Linked DNA regions of Homo sapiens: regions 1 and 2 are each linked to region 3. A link is an interaction called in ENCODE POLR2A ChIA-PET data of the cell type or tissue named here. Cell type or tissue: K562. All regions are shown on one strand. Links, peaks and the distances in the headings refer to the core of each region. The heading gives the core; the rest is flanking DNA.

Evidence for each region. Peaks named below come from ENCODE experiments on the same cell type or tissue, not always from the same donor. Only the 100,000 strongest peaks of a DNase experiment are listed, where the experiment ranks them.
Region 1: POLR2A ChIA-PET joins it to region 3 with 6 read pairs; 3 of 35 experiments call an interaction of 5 or more read pairs at or near these places.
Region 2: POLR2A ChIA-PET joins it to region 3 with 5 read pairs; 14 of 35 experiments call an interaction of 5 or more read pairs at or near these places.

What each region holds. Positions count from the first base shown.
Region 1 is chr3:47,181,883-47,190,485 of GRCh38, forward strand. All of the region lies in intron 2 of KIF9-AS1 (KIF9 antisense RNA 1), which reads left to right. Among named protein-coding and RNA genes, the nearest start is that of KIF9-AS1, 22 kb to the left of the region's middle. RefSeq lists a silencer at 5,783-5,983. In K562, for the core only: no CTCF peak of the experiment used is centred there; a DNase peak (open chromatin) is centred at 4,619.
Region 2 is chr3:47,151,293-47,153,792 of GRCh38, forward strand. All of the region lies in intron 1 of SETD2 (SET domain containing 2, histone lysine methyltransferase), which reads right to left. Among named protein-coding and RNA genes, the nearest start is that of SETD2, 12 kb to the right of the region's middle. In K562, for the core only: no CTCF peak of the experiment used is centred there; a DNase peak (open chromatin) is centred at 1,522.
Region 3 is chr3:46,983,502-46,992,104 of GRCh38, forward strand. NBEAL2 (neurobeachin like 2) reads left to right here. Exons shown (of 54, transcript NM_015175.3): 2 at 5,168-5,256; 3 at 5,341-5,469; 4 at 5,584-5,665; 5 at 5,759-5,880; 6 at 6,010-6,092; 7 at 7,718-7,803; 8 at 7,905-8,187; 9 at 8,339-8,445. Among named protein-coding and RNA genes, the nearest start is that of NBEAL2, 8.1 kb to the left of the region's middle. RefSeq lists enhancers at 1,309-2,061, 3,542-3,601, 7,094-7,343 and a silencer at 4,382-4,561. In K562, for the core only: a CTCF peak has its summit at 3,868; DNase peaks (open chromatin) are centred at 3,980, 4,360 and 4,840; H3K4me3 peaks cover 1,862 bases.

The DNA.
Region 1 (8,603 bases), core at 3,081-5,580, 200 kb after region 3:
TGACCTCCTGGACTCAAGCAATCCTCCTGCCTCAGCCTCCTGAGTAGCTGAGACTACAGGCATGCACTACTACACCTGGCAAATTTTCCTTTTGTTTTTCTGAGACGGAGTCTCAGTCTGTTGCCCAGGCTGGAGTGCAGTGACACCATCTTAGCTCACTGCAGCCTCCACCTCCTGGGTTCAAGCAATTCTCCTGCCTCAGCCTCCTGAGTAGCTGGGACCACAGGTGCATGCCACCACGCCTGGCTAATTTTTGTATTTTTAGTAGAGACAGGGTTTCACCATGTTGGACTGGCTGGTCTCAAACTCCTGACCTCAGGTGCTGGAGTTACAGGTGTGAGCCACCGTGCCCGGCCCTAATTTTTGTATTTTTTGTAGAGATGGGGTATCCCCATGTTGCCCAGGCTAGTCTCAACTCCTGGGCTCAAGTGATCCACCTGCCTCAGCCTCCCAAAGTGCTGAAAATACAGGTGTGAGCCACTATGCCCAGCCTCAGCCATTATCTTCCTGTTCCTGGAATTTGTGATATAAAGAACAATGTACAGCCAATCAATAGCTTATATTACTTTAACATAAATTCTTTTTTTATTTTTTTTGAGACAAGAGTCTCATCCTGTTGCCCAGGTTGGAGTACAGTGTTGCATTCTCGGCTCACTGCAACCTCCGCCTCCCGGGTTCAAGCAATTCTTCTGCCTCAGCCTCCTGAGTAGCTGGGATTACAGGCACATGCTACCATGCCCCAGTAATTGTATTTTTGGTAAAGACAGGGTTTCACCATGTTGGCCAGGCTGGTCTCAAACTCCTGACCTCAGGTAATCTGTCCACCTTAGCCTCCAAAAGTGCTGAGATTACAGAGGTGAGCCACCATGACCGGCCCTAACATAAATTCTTGATAAGCAACTTAGAAATTGCCTCTTCTATATTCCTTTAAAAACCCACTTATAACTGCTGTTAATCAGAGCGTATATTCAGGGCAACTTGAATCTGTGCTCCTGGGTTGTAGTCCATTAACTTGGCCCAAACAGACTCTGTACTTAGTTAATTTTTCCTCAGTTTTTTTCCTTTTGGTTAACAGAAGAAAACAAGGAAACAACAGCAAAAGTCTAGAGGGGAGGGTGGTGGGTGGGAGAGAGTGGGAATAGAGATCAGGACATGGACTTGCTACAATATATTATTATTGTTATTATTATTATTATTTTCCGAGACAGAGTCTTGCTCTGTCACCTAGGCTTAGTGCAGTGGGATGATCTTGGCTCACTGCAACCTCCACCTCCCAGGTTTAAGCAATTCTCCTGCCTCAGCCTCCTCTGTCAAAAAAAAAAAAAAAAAAAAAAGATTTATATTTTTCTTTTTTTTTATCAAGTCATAATCATGGAACAGGGTATGAAGAAGACCAAGTTGGGCTGGAACTTGGTTCCCTGACTCACATGAGCTACAACTCCCACCTCTGTCTGGCTAATTTTTGTATTTTTAGTAGAGATGGGGTTTCACCATGTTGGCCAGGCTGGTCTCAAACTCCTGACCTCGTGATCTGCCCGCCTCGGCCTCCCAAAGTGCTGGGATTACAGGCGTGAGCCACCATGCCCGGCCTAACAATATATTATTTAAAATGTCCACTTTGTAACACGAAGTTACAAGATGAGCAAAAAACATGAAAGTGTGATCCATACACAGGAGAAAACAAAACAGGTAATAGAAACTGCCTTTGAAGAGCCCAGATGTTGACTTTAGTAGACAAACAAATACTTTTTTTTGTTTGTTTGTTTTTGAGACGGAGTCTCACTCTGTCGCCTAGGCTGGAGTGCAAAGGTGCAATCTCAGCTCACTGCCAACCTCCGCCTCCTGGGTTCAAGCAATTCTGCCTCAGCCTCCTGAGTAGCTGGGATTACAGGTGCACACCATCACATCCGGCTAATTTTGGTATTTTTAGTAGAGACGGGGGTTTCACCATGTTGGTCAGGCTGTTCTTGAACCCCTGACCTTGAGATCCGCCCACCTCAGCCTCCCAAAGTGCTGGGATTACAGGCGTGAGCCACCGCGCCGGGCCTTTTATTTATTTATTTATTTTTTTTTGAGAGCATCTTGCACTGTTTCCTGGGCTGCAGTGCAGTGGCACAATCTCGGCTCACTGCAACCTCCACCTCCTGTGTTCAAATGAATCTCGTGCCTCAGCCCCCCAGGTAGCTGGGATTACAGGTATGCGCCACCACACCCAGCTAATTTTTGTATTTTTAGCAGAAATGGGGTTTCGCCATATTGGCCAAGCTGGTCTTAAACTCCTGGCCTCAAGTGATCCACCCACCTCAGCCTCCCAAAGTGCAGGGATTATAGGCGGGAGCCCCCACACCTGGCCTAGCATACAAATACTTCCAAGCAGCTATTACAAATATGTTCACACAACTCTTAGTTGGTTCAGGCTGCTATGACAAATTACCATAGACTGGGTGGCTTAAACAACAGAAATTTATTTCTCATAGCTATGGAGGCTAGGAAGTCTGAGATTTTGGTGCCAGCATGTTCATGTTCTGGTGAGGGCCCTCTTCTGATTGCAGACTACTATGTTCTTACTGTATCTCATATGGCAGAAACAGACACTCTCTGGGATCCCTTTCTTCTTATTATTATTTTTTTTGAGATGGACTCTCGCTCTGTCACCCAGGCTGGAGTGCAGTGGCACGATCTCGGCTGACTGCAAACTCCGCCTCCCAGGTTCAAGCGATCCTCCTGCCTCAGCCTCCCAAGTAGCTGGGATTACAGGTGCATACCACCACGCCCGGCTAATTTTTGTATTTTTGGTAGAGAGGGGGTTTCACCATGTTGGTCAGGCTGGTCTTGAACTCCTGACCTCAGGTGATCCACTTGCCTCAGCCTCCCAAAGTGCTGGGATTACAGGCATAAGCCACTGAGCCCAGCCCCCTTTCTTTTCTTTTCTTTTTTTTTTTTTTTGAGATGGAGTCTCGCTCTGTTGCCCAGGCTGGAGTGCAGTGGCATGATCTTGGCTCACTGCAATCTCTGCCTCCTGGGTTCACGCCATTCTCCTGCCTCAGCCTCCCAAGTAGTTGGGACTACAGGCGCCTGCCACCATGCCTGGCTAATTGTTTCTATTTTTTAGTAGAGATGGGGTTTCACTGTGCTAGCCAGGATGATCTTGATCTCCTGACCTCGTAATCCGCCCACCTCAGCCTCCCAAAGTGCTGGGATTACAGGCGTGAGCCACCACGCCTGGCCTCTTTTTTTTTAATAATAGAGATGGGGTCTTACTATGTTGCCCAGGCTGGTCTTGAACTGCAGCCTCCAGCAGTCCTCCCACTTCAACCTCCCAAAGTGCCAGGATTCTAGGTGTGAGCCACTGCACCTGGCTTGGGGTTCCTTTTTATTTTTTATTTATTTTCTAACTTAAAAAAATGTATTTCCATAGTTTATTGGGAAACAGGTGGTGTTTGATTACATGAGTAAGTTCTTTAGTGGTGATTTGTGAGATTTTGGTGCACCCGTCACCCAGACTGTATACACTGCACCCAATGTGTAGTCTTTTATAAGGGTTCCTTTTTAAAGGAAGGGTACTAATCCCATTCACAAGGGCTCCACCCTCATGACCCAAATACCTCCCAAAGGCCCTACTTCCTAATACTATCACTTTGGGGATTAGGATGTCAACATATGAATTTTGAGGGGACACAAACAGTCCATTGCAATGGGTAAAAGATTTGAACAGTAACTTCACCAAAGATGCACTGATGGCAAATAAAAAGATACTCAACATCATTAGTCATAGAGGAAATGCAAATTTAAATCAGAACAAATACCACTACACACCTATTAGAGTAGCTGAAGTTAAAAAGAGTGAGCATATTGAGTGTTTATGACAATGTCTGGTGCTTTCTTCTTGGTGGTAGAAAGTGGAAGATGCAATAATTTGTTTTTTATTTTGGAGGAAATGTCCCAGATTACTGGGACCCTAAAAATTTTACTGGGTTGGGCCCAGTGGCTCACACCTGTAATCCTAGCACTTTGGGAGGCCAAGGCTGGTGAATCACGAGGTCAGGAGTTTGAGACCAGCCTGACCAACATGGTGAAACCCCATCTCTACTAAAAATACAAAAATTAGCCAGGCGTGGTGGTGCACGCCTGTAATCCCAGCTACTCAGGAGGCTGAGGCAGTAGAATCGCTTGAACCCAGGAGGTGGAGGTTGCAGTGAGCCGAGATCATGCCACTGCACTCCAGCCTGGGTGACAGAGCGAGACTCCATCTAAAAAAAAAAAAAAAATGTACTGATGTGGTGGGCCTCTGAATTGCCATAGGGTTTATCTCCTATTCATTGTAACATGAATCTTCCAAAGGACTATATCATGCTAGCCACTTATTACTTATTTGATCAGTTTAGTACAATGCCATCAATATAACAGACCTATAGTATTCTGAATATAGTATTCTGAAGGATAGCCAGATTATTTATTTTTCTTCAGTTTATAGATTGACAGAGGCAGGAGAGGTAAGATAACTTTGGGCAACACTGAAATGTATACTGTTGTCCATTCCAAGTGAATGTGAACTGTTTCTGATTCTCATATCTGGCAGGGGCAGGAAAACAACACACTCAGCAGAATAATCGCCATATATCATCTTCCTGAGGCTGTGATAATCTGCCTAGGCCAGTATACCACATCTGGCACAGCAGCTGCATTTGGGACTACTACTTGACTGAGTTTGCAGTAGTCCAAATGTCTTTCTCCAGGATCCATCTGATGTTTTTTGGGGGTCGTATTGGTTAATTAAATGGGGATATAAGGAGTACACTATCCCTGATGTCTTTAAGATAGTTGTATATTTTGGCTGGGCGTGGTGGCTCATGCCTGTAATCCCAGCACTTTAGGAGGCCAAGGCAGGTGGACAACTTGAGGCCAGGAGTTGGAGACCAGCCTGGCCAACATTGCAAAACCCCATCTCTACTAAAAATACAAAAAAATTAGCTGGGCATGTTGGTGCACGCCTGTAATCCCAGCTACTCAAGAGGCTGAGGCAGGAGAATCGCTTGAACCTGGGAGGTGGAGGTCTCAGTGAGCCAAGATGGCACCATTACACAGGAGCCTGGGCAACAGAGTGAGACTCTGTCTCAAAAAAAAATAAAATAAAAATTATCTTTTTAACCATCTGTGCAAGTTCCCTTGGCTACCATGCTGACTTTGCCAGTCATTATGATTATATCCACCTGGCTTTTAATGGTTAAGCTATCTGATATCTATGGGGGTGTGCACAATTATTGTTATTCACATTGCTATTAGAGAGCCCAGATTAATGGCTTCTTCTAACTTCAACCCTGACCTACAGAGAAAAGCCACTGTTTGACTTAGTGATGCTTGGTGTCCCCTCACCAATTCATTCCTTACAGTTTTAGTAAATGGTGTCTCCTTCAAGCCCTCCCATGGACTATTAGGGTATGGATTCCTCTTAGGAAAAGAACCTTTTCTGAATTCACAGATAAAATATATCTGTTTGAAATGTAGAATTTTCTAGTTACAACTTCTGAAGTCAAGCCCATCAAAATACAGAATATATATTGCTAATATTTTGTATATTCCCTGTGCTGTAAATACCTGGATCTATTGTGCCAAATTTTAGCTAATACAAGATTATTAGTGTCAAACAGCAAATATAAAATTATTAGTGCTTGAGATAAAAAAATGGTATATTATTTTAACTAGAAATTGTTTGTCTAATATTCACAAACTCCATCTTTTAACCCCATTGTAACATGCACAGCTTCTGTAAATTTAGTTCATACTATTATATTTAACTCTACCCTATGAATGTAATTCAGCATAGCCAATTCCCCCACGTGTATAGACATTTTTATGTCATTTCATCCCTCTGACACTGTCTCATTTCTGCCTCTTCAGATAGCACTCACAACTATATCTCTCTCAGAAAGAAGACTCATGTACGCTACAAGGAGGTATTATAGAATCACTTCCTATGCTTTTTTTTTTTTTTTTTGAGATGGAGTGTTGTTCTGTCACCCAGGCTGTAGTGTAGTGGCATGATACCAGCTCACTGCATCCTCCGCCTCCTGGGTTCAAGCAATTCTCCTGCCTCAACCTCCTGAGTAGCTGAGATTACAGGCACCCACCACCAGCCCCAGCTAATTTTTGTATTTTTAGTAGAGACGGGTTTTTACCATGTAGGCCAGGCTGGTCTTGAACTCCTGACCTTGTGATCCACCCTCGTGATCACCTGAGCTTTTTTTTTTTTTTTTTTTCCTGAGATGGAGTCTCTCTTTGTCGCCCAGGCGGGAGTGGAGTGGTGCGATCTCAGCTCACTGCAACCTCCACCTCCTGGGTTCAAGTGATTCTTTTGCCTCAGCCTCCCAAGTAGCTGGGACTACAGGCATGTGCCACCACACCCAGCTAATTTTTTTGAATTTTTAGTAGAGACGGGGTTTCACCATATTGGCCAGGCTAGTCTCGAACTCCTGACCTCGTGAGCCGCCCGCCTCACCTCCCAAAGTGCTGGGATTATAGGAGTGAGCCACTGCTCCCGGCCCACCTCGGGCTTTTAAAAAAAAAAAAAAAAATTGAGAAGATGGTTTCTATCTAGAGAATTGGTGTTCAGATCTTACTGCAAAAGGCTAATTTTTACTGACTTATACAAATGTTATATTTTTCTACTGTTTCATTTAACCCAACAACATTTCATCCCCACCATGAGAAACCTAAACAAGTTGAAATAAACCCCAAGCTTGGAGTAGTAAATTAGATTAGTAAAGTAGGTTAAATTAGTAAAGTAGATTTCTGCTTCTCCCTATCAACATCCTTTATTTTTATTTTTTGGTTCCCAGTAATAGCATCTGCCAATAGAACTTTTTTGAAAAAAATGTTCCTTTGACAGCAATTTATTGAATGCTTTTTACATGCTAAACACTATGGATAGAAATAGAGCATACAGGCCAGGCACTGTGGCTCATGCCTGTAATCCTAGCACTTTAGGAGGCCGAGGTGGGTAGATCACGAGGTCAGGAGTTCAAGACCGGCCTGGCAAACATGGTGAAACCCCGTCTCTACTAAAAATACAAAAATTAGCTGGGCGTGGTGGCATGCACCTGTAATTCCAGCTACTCAGGAGGCTGAGGCAGGAGAATTGCTTGAGTCTGGGAGGCGGAGGTTGCATTGAGCCGAGATCACACCACTCCCTCCAGCCTGGGTGACAGAGTGAGACTCTGTCTCAAAAAAAAAAAAAGGGAAAAAATAAATAGAGGATACAGAGATAAACGAGATAATTCCTGCCTTTGGGAAGCTCCCAAACTAACTGGAGAAACACTTCTAAACAGATAAGGAGGGCTGGGCATGGTGGCTCATGCCTGAAGTCCCAGCACTTTGGGAGGCTGAGGGGAGGAAGATTACTTGAACCCAGGAGTTTGAAACCAGCCTGGGTGACACAGCAAGACACCAATGCACTCCAGCCTGGGCAATGGAGCCAGATCCTATCTGTAAAAAAATAAAATAAGGCCGGGCATGGTGGCTCACGCCTATAATCCCAGCACTTTGGGAGGCCAAGGCGGGTGGATCACAAGGTCAGGAGTTCAAGACCAGCCTGACCAAGATGGTGAAACCACGTATCTACTAAAAATACAAAAAGCCAGGCATGGTGGCAGGCACCTATAATCCCAGCTACTCGGGAGGCTGAGGCAGGAGAATCGCTTGAACCCAGGAGGCGGAGGTTGCAGTGAGCTGAGACTGTGCCACTGCACTCCAGCCTGGGCAACAGAGTGAGACTCCATCTAAAAATAAATAAATAAATAAAATGAACAAATAAGGAGCACTACTGTATTAAAAATGCTGTAAAGTACTGTAAAGATGGCAACAGAGTGCTAAAGGAAAACGAAGTACCTCTCTGCCTGGGAGAGTTGAGAAAGGTGGTGATATATAAGCTGAGCACTAAATGATGAACAGTTATTTGACAAAAAAGGAGGCAGAAATTTTAAAAAAAAATTTAAAGAAGGAGGCAGGAAAGGGTCTTTTCAGGCAGTGAACATTACTAGCTCCATTGGTGAGTTTGTTAGTAACTTTGCGGACCATACTAGAAGACAAGAGGGGTGTTCCTTCCTGTACTACAGAGAACCCAAGCAGTAGCCAATCAGCTCTATGCGCTAGATTATAAGCATCTGAATATATATATATATATATATATATATATATTTTTTTTTTTTTTTTTTTTTTTTTTTTTTTTGAGACGTCGTTTTATTCCCGTTGCCCAGGCTGGAATACAAAGGCGTGATCTCGGCTCACTGCAACCTCCACCTCCCAGGTTCAAGCAATTCTCCTGCCTCAGTCTCCCGAGTAGCTGGGATTACAGGCATGCGCCACCACCCTCGGCCAATTTTTTGTATTTTTAGTAGAGACGGGGTTTCTCCATGTTGGTCAGGCTGGTCTTGAACTCCTGACCTCAAGTGATCCGCCCGCCTTGGCCTCCCAAAGTACTGGGATTACAGGCGCGAGCCACCGTGCCCGGCAAGCATCTGAATATCTTAACGTGGACTTATAATAATGGAACAGCAGTTAACCAAAGCAGGGTCTAAGATGAAAGACTGCCTGAAATCATTCCTAAA
Region 2 (2,500 bases), core at 1-2,500, 160 kb after region 3:
ACCAAAACATCTTAAAAATTACAGAATTATAAAAATACATATATAAAAACATATCTTTTAAAAACTTATATGAAAAAATAGCATCGATGAAAATAAAAAAGCTTAAGCAATCGGTACATTTCAAAAAAGCACACAGCTAACAAAAAAATTGTGCAGCACACATACGCACAACTGGAAAAAAAGTCCTATCACAGATTCTAACTCCTGCTCCCAGTTTCATATCCTGACACCATCATGATCTTCTCTAAGAGCATGCCGCGTACAGTGGCTCATGTCTATAATCCCAGCATGTGGGGAGGCCAAGGCGGGTGGATCACCTGAGATCGGGAGTTCGAGACCAGCCTAGCCAACATAGTGAAACTCCATCTCTGCTAAAACACAAAAATTAGCCGGGCGTGGTGGTACGCGCCTGTAATCCCACCTACTTGGGAGGCTGAGGCAGGAGAATTACTTGAACCCGGGAAGCGGAGGTTGCAGAGAGCCAAGATCGCACCACTGCACTCCAGCCTGGGAGAGAGACCAAGACTCTTGTCTCAAAAAAAAAAAAAAAAAAAAGTTTGGAAAGAAAATAGGTAGTCAAAGAAGGAAGAGCACCAAATACTTCTTGCAAATCTCATCATCTCCCTAATTCATATGAGCAATACTATAATTGGGGGAACAGTCTTTTTATATTCAATCACTACGGTTTGAATGTGTTCAAGGTGTTCATATCAGCTAGTAACACTACTTCCTTACACAAACTGCTAATCTGCCAAAAAGTATACTATACTTTTCATAATTGTGACAACTGGTTTCCTGAATAATTGTACAACAAAAGTTGTTTTGTTTTTGTTCCTCAATAGACATGGTAAGCTTAAGCTTGAAAATATACCTATTATGGTTACCTTGAGGCAAACTTGAAGAGATTTTCACCAATTTCTAAAATGTTGTATTGTACCTCAAAGAAATTTGCCTTTACTACAGATAATTCTTAACTACATTTTCAGCACAGAACCAGTACCATAAAATGTGTAGCTTATGTTTTAGAGTTGATACTCCAATCAAGTATTGATAAATTAATGGAAGAGTCGTATTTTTAACCAGGCAATTTTTAACCAGATGTATTTTCAACCAGGTCTGTGTGTGCTCAAGGCCAGAATAAATGGATTTCTATAGAAAGAGTTTTTACAGTCATTTAATATAATTTGTGAAAAACAGTATTTGCTCCACTTTACATTCACACAAAACTCATAAAAAATTTAAACTTTAAACCTAGCATCTTCTGCTTCTTCAAATAGAGTATGTAATTAATAACTATTCATCATGAGGCCAAATATCAGACAAAAGCCTCAAAACACAAGTTAGACCACGGATTCACAAAGAGCTAACCATGAAGCAAATAGTGTTGATTACGATAATAGTCCTCCCCAAAGAGAGGGTCCAACCACACTTGGCAGGGAAGTGGGCCACAGGAAGAACTACAATTGGAAACCACCACTTGCTCTAGGTTCTTGCAAGCCCAGAGCAGTGCTCCCAGTAAGCAGACCTCCCAGAAGCCTGCCAGCACAATTGCAGTCTTATCAACACCCACATCATCCCAAGGATATTTTCACTTGCAAGATGTTAGCATTTGACAGAAAAAGCATTCTAAAATAAAAAGCAACTATGGGAATTCAGACCTATCTTAAACCTCCATTGAAATGACAATATGTTTGCTCAGCTGGAAAAAAGACTGAAGTAACCATTAGCTTGACCAAAAACACAAAAAACAGGCATGGTGGCTCACGCCTGTAATCCCAGCACTTTGGAAAGCTGAGGCAGGAGGATCACTTGAGACCAAGAGTTCAAGACCAGCCTGGGCAGTGAGGTGAGACCCAGTGAAGTGATTATCTAATTTTTAAAATTAAAAAATTAAAAAGCAAAGACTACCAAATTAAACAAAGTAAATTTACACAAATTCCAAAGCTAAGAGACTCAAATACAACATTTTATTACACAATTTTTATTAACCAAAAATTATACAAGGTAATTAACCAAAAATTATACAAGGTAATTGCCTTTCATTTGAATGAGAGACTTCCAAATACTGTATAAGTCCAACTATGGAAAAATGACAACAACAAACCTATCAAATTTTGTCTTAGCTCTGTTGGCCAGCCTCAAACCAACCATTTTCAAGAGACTCCCCACTTAAGGCCAGGCACAGGGGTGCCCAGCACTGTAATTCCAGTGCTTTGGGAGGCCGAGGTGGGAGGATTCCTTGAAGCCAGGAGTTTGAGACCAGCTTGGGCAACATAGTAAGACTCCTATCTCTACAAAAAAAATTTAAAAATTAGCTAGGTGTGGTGGCGCATGCCTGTTGTCCCAGCTACTTGGGAGGCTGAGGCAGGAGGATTGCTTGAGCCCAAGAGTTCGAGGCTACAGTGAACTGGGATCATACCACTGCACTCCAGCCTAGGTGACAAGGGAGGCCCTGATCCAAAAAAGAAAAAAAAAAAAAGAGATCCCACTTAAATGCCTT
Region 3 (8,603 bases), core at 2,918-5,417:
GTTTCACTATGTTGGCTAGGCTGCTCTCAAACTCCTGACCTTGTGATCTGCCCGCCTCAGCCTCCCAAAGTGCTGGGATTACAAGCGTGAGCCACCGCACCTGGCTTTATCTGGTCATATCCTTTTTGGGCTTCAGTTTACCTTCCTGAAATGGGTAAAGGGAAGGTGGAGTCACTTCTTTGGTGCTTGGTCCCCTGCCTCTATTACCAAGGCACCTGAAGGAGAAGGGCCTGTAGTGATAGGGAGATGAGCACACAGCCCAGGCTTGGGTGGGCACTGGTGATTCCTGGAGTTGTTATGACAACTGGGGAGCTGATGGGGAAGTGTGGGGTCCCCGTAGAAACAGGGTCAGTTACCATGGGGTCTATGGGGACCCTAGAAGGAAATTCCCATTTTCCTTAGTGATAGTAAAAGGGATTGGTCAGCTCTTGAGCCGCTTGCTTGAACCTACTTCCATTCTGTGGAGTGTACTTTCATTTCAATAAATCTATGCTTTCCTTGCTTAAAAAAAAATAGTGTCCAGGCGCGGTGTTTCACGCCTGTAATCCCAGCACTTTGGGAGGCTGAGGCGGGCAGATCACGAGGTCAGGAGATCAAGACCATCCTGGCTAACACAGTGAAACCCCATCTCTACTAAAAAAAAAAAAAAAAAAAATTAGCCAGGCGTGATGGCGAGTGCCTGTAGTCCCAGCTACTCAGGAGGCTGAGGCAGGAGAATGGTGTGAACCTGGGAGGCGGAGCTTGCAGTGAGTTGAGATCGCGCCACTGCACTCCAGCCTGGGCCGGCGACAGAGCGAGACTCCGTCTCAAAAAAAAACAAAAAAAACAATAGTACAAGGGGATGGTCAGGCCCTGGGGCAGGGTGGGTGTCATGGAGATCAGAAGGTCCACCCTTTCAGCACCCCCTCTCCAGGTAAGTGGGAGAGACTGGCCCAGCCACCCAGGCACTCAAACCACTATCCTCAGTTGTCCCTGCCCCAGCAAAGTCCCATCTTCCTGCTTCATCCCATGGCCTAACATCCTCCAAGCCTGACCTCCAGTCCTGGTGATGTAGCCAGAAGTCACGTTTAGCTTGACATTGTCCTCCCCGTCCTGATACTGAATGGGGGGACCCCCTAGGCCTGGGATAGGCTATTCCACATAAACACCACCCTGTCCCACTTCTGCTTGTCTGTCCCTGAAGATGGAGTGCTCACTACCGCCCAGGCAGCTCTGACTGAGAGGAGTCACCCACTCTTGAGCTGTGCTCTTCTCTCCCTTCCTGCTCCTAGCTCTTCCCTGGGGTCCATTAATGCCTCTTACTGTCACTCACAGAGGGGGCTGGGGGTTGTTGCCTGGAATTCAGGGAGCTCGGGCAGGCCAGAGCCCCTGGATCTGGAACTCCACTCACCTTACCCTGACCTCGAGTTGGGTAGGTGTGGCTGGAGAACTTTTACCCAAGAAGCAAAGGGATGGTTTTAAAGAGGTTAATGTTAAGTAACAAGCTACTGAGAGTTAGAACGGGGACTGGACTCCGGAACCCATGCCCTCACCTGATTCGGTTGGTGAGAGGCACCAGACAGGAATGGGTCTTACAAAGGGTGCTGATGCCCCTGATGGGGGCATTCCAGCAGAGCAAACAAGAGCAAAGCACAGGCAGACCTGTGGGGGTAGAGACAGTGATTCACGCCCTTGGGCCCAGGCATCCAGCGGGTTTGGGGTATGGAGGCTGCAGGTGAGGTGGGCACCACCCTACAGGGCCTCAGATGTGAGCTTGTGATAGGGCATGTGACTGGCTGATCAAGCCGTGATGGTGACAGATGTCTACTCGAGGCCCATTGTGCAATGGCCTTGGGGTACGTCAGGCAGGGTCTGGGAGCAGCATGGTGTCAGGCAGCTCAATGATCCCTGTCAGCTTGGCAAACAAGGTGTACTCCCTGTACTCCCCACCAATGTCACAACCACCAGCCCTCAGCCCTCCAGGTTACTTCAGAATTCCAGAGGAGTGGCAGTTCCATGCCCACCCAGGGACTGTTTGAGCCTAAGCAGCCCTCGGGAGCCCCTCACCCCCAGCACTCTCAAGTGCCCTCACAGCTAGTTGGGCATAAGTTGGGGTCTCTGTGGTGGTGCACATGAGACCCCCTCTTCCCAGGGACACCGGCCTTCCACATTCCCACAACCTTCTCCCCTGCTGCAGGACCTGGGCATCACTTACCTATGGACCCTGGAGAGGGCTTGGCAGGTGTGGCTGCTCCCGACCTGCCTTCAGTGGGGGACAGGGTTGGGGCCCTGACCCAGTTAGGTTGGGGCAAGGGGCTGGACTGTCCCTGACCCGTGTTCCTGCTCAGAGCTGGCACAACCGACCAAGGCAGAAGCTCTGAGAGGGGCATGGGAAGCCTGAGCATCATGGCCACTCCTCCCAGGCCCTGGACCCTCACATGCAGCACTGCCACCATGCTCTCGTCCCCTGCCATTCTCTGCCCTCTGACCCTGGCTCCCTGAGGGACTCCCGTACCCCGACACATTGCAGTCTCAAGCCATGGGGCCTAGGTCAGAGTTGGCCTGAGGTCTTCCAGGGAGAAACAGTGAGACCCAGGGAGGCAGGACAGGCAGCCACCCCACCCCTGCCTAATACTGTGCTTTGGAGACCTCGTCATCCCCTTTCAGAGCCCCTGAAGGCTGTCTTGATTGTCCCAGCCCTGAACCCAGCTCAGCCCAATCTGCTGAAAGTTTACAGGACTGGACAGGCCAAGGGTGTGGTTCTAGGGACAGAAAGTACTATCTACATACTCTAGGAGTATGTAGAGATTGAGGGACCCACCCCTGTGCTGGGAAGGCTGATCAAGGTGATGGCCACCAGGAGGGTGGGAGGTTCCTGCTCAAGTACCAAAAGCCCAAGTCACACAAGGCAGTGGGGCATAGGGTGGGAAAAGGCCTGGATAGGAGGATGTGAACCACAGAGGGGGAGAGGTGGAAGCTGGAGAAGCAGGTTCTGGTTGGACCAGCAGCCTGGAATGCTGCTCAGCAGTTGAGCCTTTATGGGGAGGGGTTAGACACGGTCAAATTTGGGCTTTCAGGTGCTCAGTAGAGCTGCAGCTGGCAGGAAGACTCACATTTTGAGTGACTAGCTTGACTGAGGGGCAGAAGAGAGGAAGACAGTATTGGGACATTTTTGAAGGCAGCTAGGGGTCTCTGTGGGGCCACTGAGGCAAGGATCGGGGCCCGCATGGTCCTCATGGGCTGGCTTGCTAGCAATCATGAGTGGTCCTGGCCTAGAACTAAGGTCTGGCTTTTAGCATCCTCAAAGGTACACTGAAGACAAAGTAGTAGATAAGGCATCCCCTGTGGGGCCTCCTGTTTCCCCATCTGCAATGGGAGAGGTTCAGAAGAAATGGTCCAGGGCCCCTGGCCACCTCTGCTGTCTCAGGATCTGGGTATTTTGGGCTCCTTGCTGATTGTTCGGGAGGAGGCTGCCAGCAGGAGAGGGTGGAGAGGTCAATAAATGTAACTGACAGACAAAATGTCATGGTTGTGTGGGTCTGCACCATGGTGGCCCTGGCACCTCTCTGAGTTGTCTGGGCTTCAGATCTGCACTAAACTGTACCAGGGAGTTCCCCAATCACAGGGTGGACGGCTGCTCTGCCTAGGTTTTTTGGGGATCTGGCTCAGGTCTGCTGCAGTCAGGCCTCTTGCCCTGGGGCCATTCAGGCCTTGCCCGTGGTCTGGGCCCATAGGCTGCAAAAATTAGCCATCCATCCAAAGATAGTTCTGGAGGTCCTTGGGTATGAGGCCCATGGCCCCTGGGGAGCAGCCTGAGGCCTGCTGAGTGCTGACTGTGATGTGTCCCTTGCCTCTTCATCCTTTTCCACTCTAGCTCCCCCTGTCCACCTCTCTGACTCTAGGAAAGAAGGCTGCCTTTTGGACTCAGCTGGTTAGGAGCTCCATATGGGGCCAGCCTGGAGGAGCTCCTGTATAAGCCACAACCCACCCCTGGCCCCTGGGAGGGGCTTAGAGATTAGAGCAGATACGGGCTAGGCTAGGATTTATCAGCTGTGTTCCTGAGCGAAGAGAACTGCAGAGTTCAGATGAGGTGGCCAGGACATGGCGGGCGGCGGGGCGGGACAAAGGTATGGCTGAGTCTTCTACATCGACCCCTGTGGCCTGAGGCCTTGCGCGCAGGTCAGGGAGCTGTGGGTGCCTTAAGTGAAGGGTACTGCAGCAGCAGGATCAGAACCCTCACCTGGATAAGAGCTCTTCCAGGCGCCAACCTCATGCTTGTAAAACTAGTCTTGGCCCACAAGCCCCACCCAGGACAGGTGACTCCACCCCTCTGTAACAGGTCCCACCCTCTGTGCAGGCCAGGTCGCTTGCAGCCTCTCTCACTGGGGCCCAGGGTGCCCCGGCCCCCCCACATCCCTGCGGTCTGCCGGGAGGAAGCGGTCCCCCTCCCCCACCGTGACTCTGCGCTTCCTGCCCCAGCCCCGGGGCGGGAGGAGACATTTCCCGTTCACACCAAAGTTTTCCTGGCAGCGCCTAGACCTGGGCTTAGCCACTGCCCCTCTTGCCCATGGAACCAGCTCTGGGGCCTGGGGTCCAGGTAACCAGCAAGGGTGGGTGGAGGTTCCCGGGGCAAGGCAGGGCCGCACATGAGGATGTGCGCATGTCTGGGTCTGCCTGTCTAATGGTACACGTGTGTCCTGGGATCCACAGTTAAAGAAGGCTACTGAAGGTGGTGGCTGCTGGGCTGGGTGAAGATGGCAGATGAGGACCCAGCCCAAGGCTCTTGGTAGGGGGTGGCTGCTGTGTGGGACACCTTCTCCAGCCCTAGCACCAGTGTGGGCCACAGCCACACCCCACTTACGCCCCTCCCCTGGCTGTGTCAGACCTGCCTAGGACTGCAGGCATTAGGGAGGTGGGAGCAGAAACTGGGAGGCTGAGAGAAGCAGTGGGGTGCCTGGAAAAGTGGTCAGTATGTACCTAACTCTCTGATGCTGACCTTCCAATGTCCTGCCCTCCCTCCCCCGTCCCCCACTCCCCTTCTCCACACCCTCCACTCTGCCTTTAACCCCTTGTCCATGCCCTCTGTCCACCTCCATTCATTCTTCGCCTCTGTCTACATCCCCTTGTCCCTGCCCTGTTTACTGCATCCCTCCTGCCCCCCACCACTGTTCCCCTGTTCTGCCTACAGAAGGACCTGGGTTACCTGCAGCAGTGGCTGAAGGCCTTTGTAGGTGCCTTCAAGAAGAGCATCTCACTGTCCTCTCTGGAGCCACGAAGGTGAGGCTGGATCTGCACTGAGGGCAGGGACAGAGCAGGGAGATTGAGGGGTCCTCAGCACCCGTGTCTCCCCTTTCCTTGCAGGCCAGAGGAGGCAGGTGCAGAGGTCCCGCTGCTACCACTGGATGAGCTGCATGTGCTGGCCGAACAGCTGCACCAGGCTGACCTGGAGCAAGCCCTCCTGCTGCTCAAGCTCTTCATCATTCTCTGCAGGTGTCTCTGTTGTCCACTCTACAAGCAGGGGCCTAGAACTGTGGGCCAGAGGGAGAGGGGACAAGGAGGGGCATGGTGTATTATTGTGACCTCTCTCATCATTGACTCCCCCAGGAACCTGGAGAACATAGAGGCAGGCCGGGGCCAAGTGCTAGTGCCCCGAGTGCTGGCACTGTTGACCAAGTTGGTGGCGGAGGTGAAGTGGCCTCTACCTTGGGGGGCAGAGGGTGTATGCAGGGAGGCAGGCGGTAGCCATGGCGGGGCTAACCCTCTCTCCCCACACCTACAGCTGAAAGGATGCCCACCACCCCAGGGCCGAGGCACGCAGTTGGAGAATGTGGCCCTACATGCTCTGCTTCTCTGCGAGGGCCTCTTTGACCCTTACCAAACCTGGCGGCGCCAGCGCAGTGGGTGAGACCCAGCCCACAGGAAGGGAACCCAGAGGAGGGTGGGGAGAGGATGGCCGCGCTGGGCCCAAGGAGGGGTGACGGCCAGGAGTGGTGAGAGCCGGGCTGATGTACTTGGCCTCACTGCCCCCAGGGAAGTCATCAGCTCCAAGGAGAAGAGCAAATACAAGTTCCCTCCTGCTGCTTTGCCCCAGGAATTCAGCGCCTTCTTCCAAGGTCAGGCCCCGCCCCTGCCCCCACTTGGCTCCACCCCCAAACCTAGGCCCCTTCCTGTCGTTCCTTGATCCTGCCATACACAGGAACCACTTGGTGGTGGCTGCATGCAGGACTGGGAGAACCAAAGACCAAGCAAGAGTTTAGGGACAGAGACAAGAGAAGACATCTTGGGCTGGAGCGAGGGCCTCCCATCAGGTGGAGGGGTGGGGTCAACCTGCCTACCCAGATTTCTCATCCTCTTTCCCCGCCATCTCCTGGATCCTTCTAGCCACTTGTACCCTACTGTGATCTTAAAACTCTCTGGTCCAATCCCTTTGTCCCCATAGCCTCCACGCATCTCCACCCATCCCGGAGACACAGGAGGTATCTCCACCTCCTGTTCCCTGGCTGCTGGAGGATCTGGTGCCCAGGACAGCTGTGGCTGCCTGTTCACAGGTGGTCCTGTGAACCTGTTCTCCCTGGTGACCCTCCACCCCTGGGTCCCCTCTCTCCTCTCATTGGAGGGAGACTGGCCAGGACTTTAGATAGGCTCAGGGTGGGATATGGCCTGGACAGAGGTGGGCAGGGCTGTGAAAAGGTGGTGACCTATTGGGATATTAAATGTCTCAGTGATGCCCCCATGGAGCTGTGGGCCTGGATCTAGAGTTGGGGCAGCAACTCCAGGAGGGGAGGCACCCCTAGGGAGCTCCTCGACTTTATTTTCCCATAGCCTGGGTGCTGTTATTAAAACAAACTGGATTTCATTTCTCCTCCCATCATATCCCTTGATGTCAACCTGACGTCCTCAAGATGAAATCCTACTCCTCCCACAGCCTTTCTCTCCACTTGCCCTGCTGCTCAGCCTGGCTTCTGTCCTCTCATTCCCAGACTGCTACCACTGACCCCACCTCAGGGTCTTAGCCCATGCTGTGCCTTCTCCCCTCCAACTGCATTCTCAGGTCTCCCCTCAAAAGCCCCATCCCCAAGGAGGCCTCCCACCCATCCAGCCGGAATCAAGCCCCAGCCCTACTCTTCCTCCTCTGCCAGGCATGTGACCCGGGGCTAGTCCCTTCTGCCCTCTGAGTTTCAGTCCCTGGCCTGGCATCCTGTCCAGTTTTGCTGGCGCAGGGCCAGGTGGGCCTCCTACGTATTAGGTTGTGAAAGCCCCTAGAAGTCCCAGGCAAAGGCATGGGCGTGGGGGGAGGTGGCATCAGTATAGTAGATACAGCAGAGTCCCCAGAGCACGGCATGGGAAGCACCAACCGTCACAGGGCAGAGGCAGCAAGAGATTTGCATCTGAGAAACTAAGCCCTGGTCATCATGGGGAAGTGGAAGGGTATGTGCTCATGCTGGGGCCCTCACTTTGGGGCTTAAGGATCTGGGAAGCTGGCTAGACTCTCAGGGCTGGTCTTTGTCACCCTTAAGTCCCCCAAAGAAGGGTTGTCCCTTTCAGGCCCTCTACTATACAGCCATAACTCCTTAGATGCCCCCCAGGGCAGAGCCAGCTCTTATCCCTCACACTGGATCTTTTACTTGGCCCAGCTCCCTCTCCCCTCCACCCCAGGGCACTCACCTCTTGTGCAGCCCCCTGGGTCCATAGCCCTGCAACCTTGGTGACATTACCCTGCCCACACCCCCCTACCCAGAGAGCCTACAGAATGCAGACCACTTGCCTCCCATACTGCTGTTACGTCTCATCCACCTCTTCTGCGCCGTCCTCGCTGGAGGAAAGGTAGGCTGGGAGGTGAGCCTGTGGACTAGAGAGCAGCTCTTTCAGTATCTCTCTGCTGGGTGAGCCCCTTGCCCACTGCCCATCTCTGTCCACACCTGCAGGAGAACGGGCAGATGGCTGTAAGTGATGGCTCTGTGAAGGGCCTGCTGAGTGTGGTGCGGGGCTGGAGCCGTGGGCCAGCCCCGGACCCGTGCCTAGTGCCACTGGCTCTAGAGGCACTGGTAGGTGCAGTCCATGTCTTGCATGCCAGCCGCGCACCTCCTCGTGGCCCAGAGCTTCGTGCCCTGCTTGAGAGCTACTTCCATGTCCTTAATGCTGACTGGCCAGCTGGTCTGAGCTCAGGCCCCGAAGAGGCCCTTGTCACCCTCCGGGTCAGCATGCTCGGTGGGTATGGGCTCCCAGGCTCTTGGGGAAGGGGCACCATGAGGGAAAAGCCTAAGTGATGATGGAAGGTCTGGATAGGGCAGCATAGGAAGGAAGGCTTAAGGCTGCCTAGAGGGGTCTGGGCAGGGCCTGACCCTTGACCCTTCCACAGACGCCATCCCCATGATGCTGGCATGTGAAGACCGGCCAGTGCTGCAAGCCACCTTCCTCAGCAACAATTGCTTTGAACACCTCACTCGGCTCATTCAGAACAGCAAGGTGGGTAGGGCCCAGCCTGGGGGTGAGGGTCTGGAAGCCAGAGGCTAGGGGAGCCACGCATAGGTGCCAGGCTGCTGCTGAGCAAACATGGGCTGGACAGAGTCAGTGTTTTGCAGCTGGTGGGATGGCTTGCAGTTCAGTGGGAGGGTGTGGGGCAT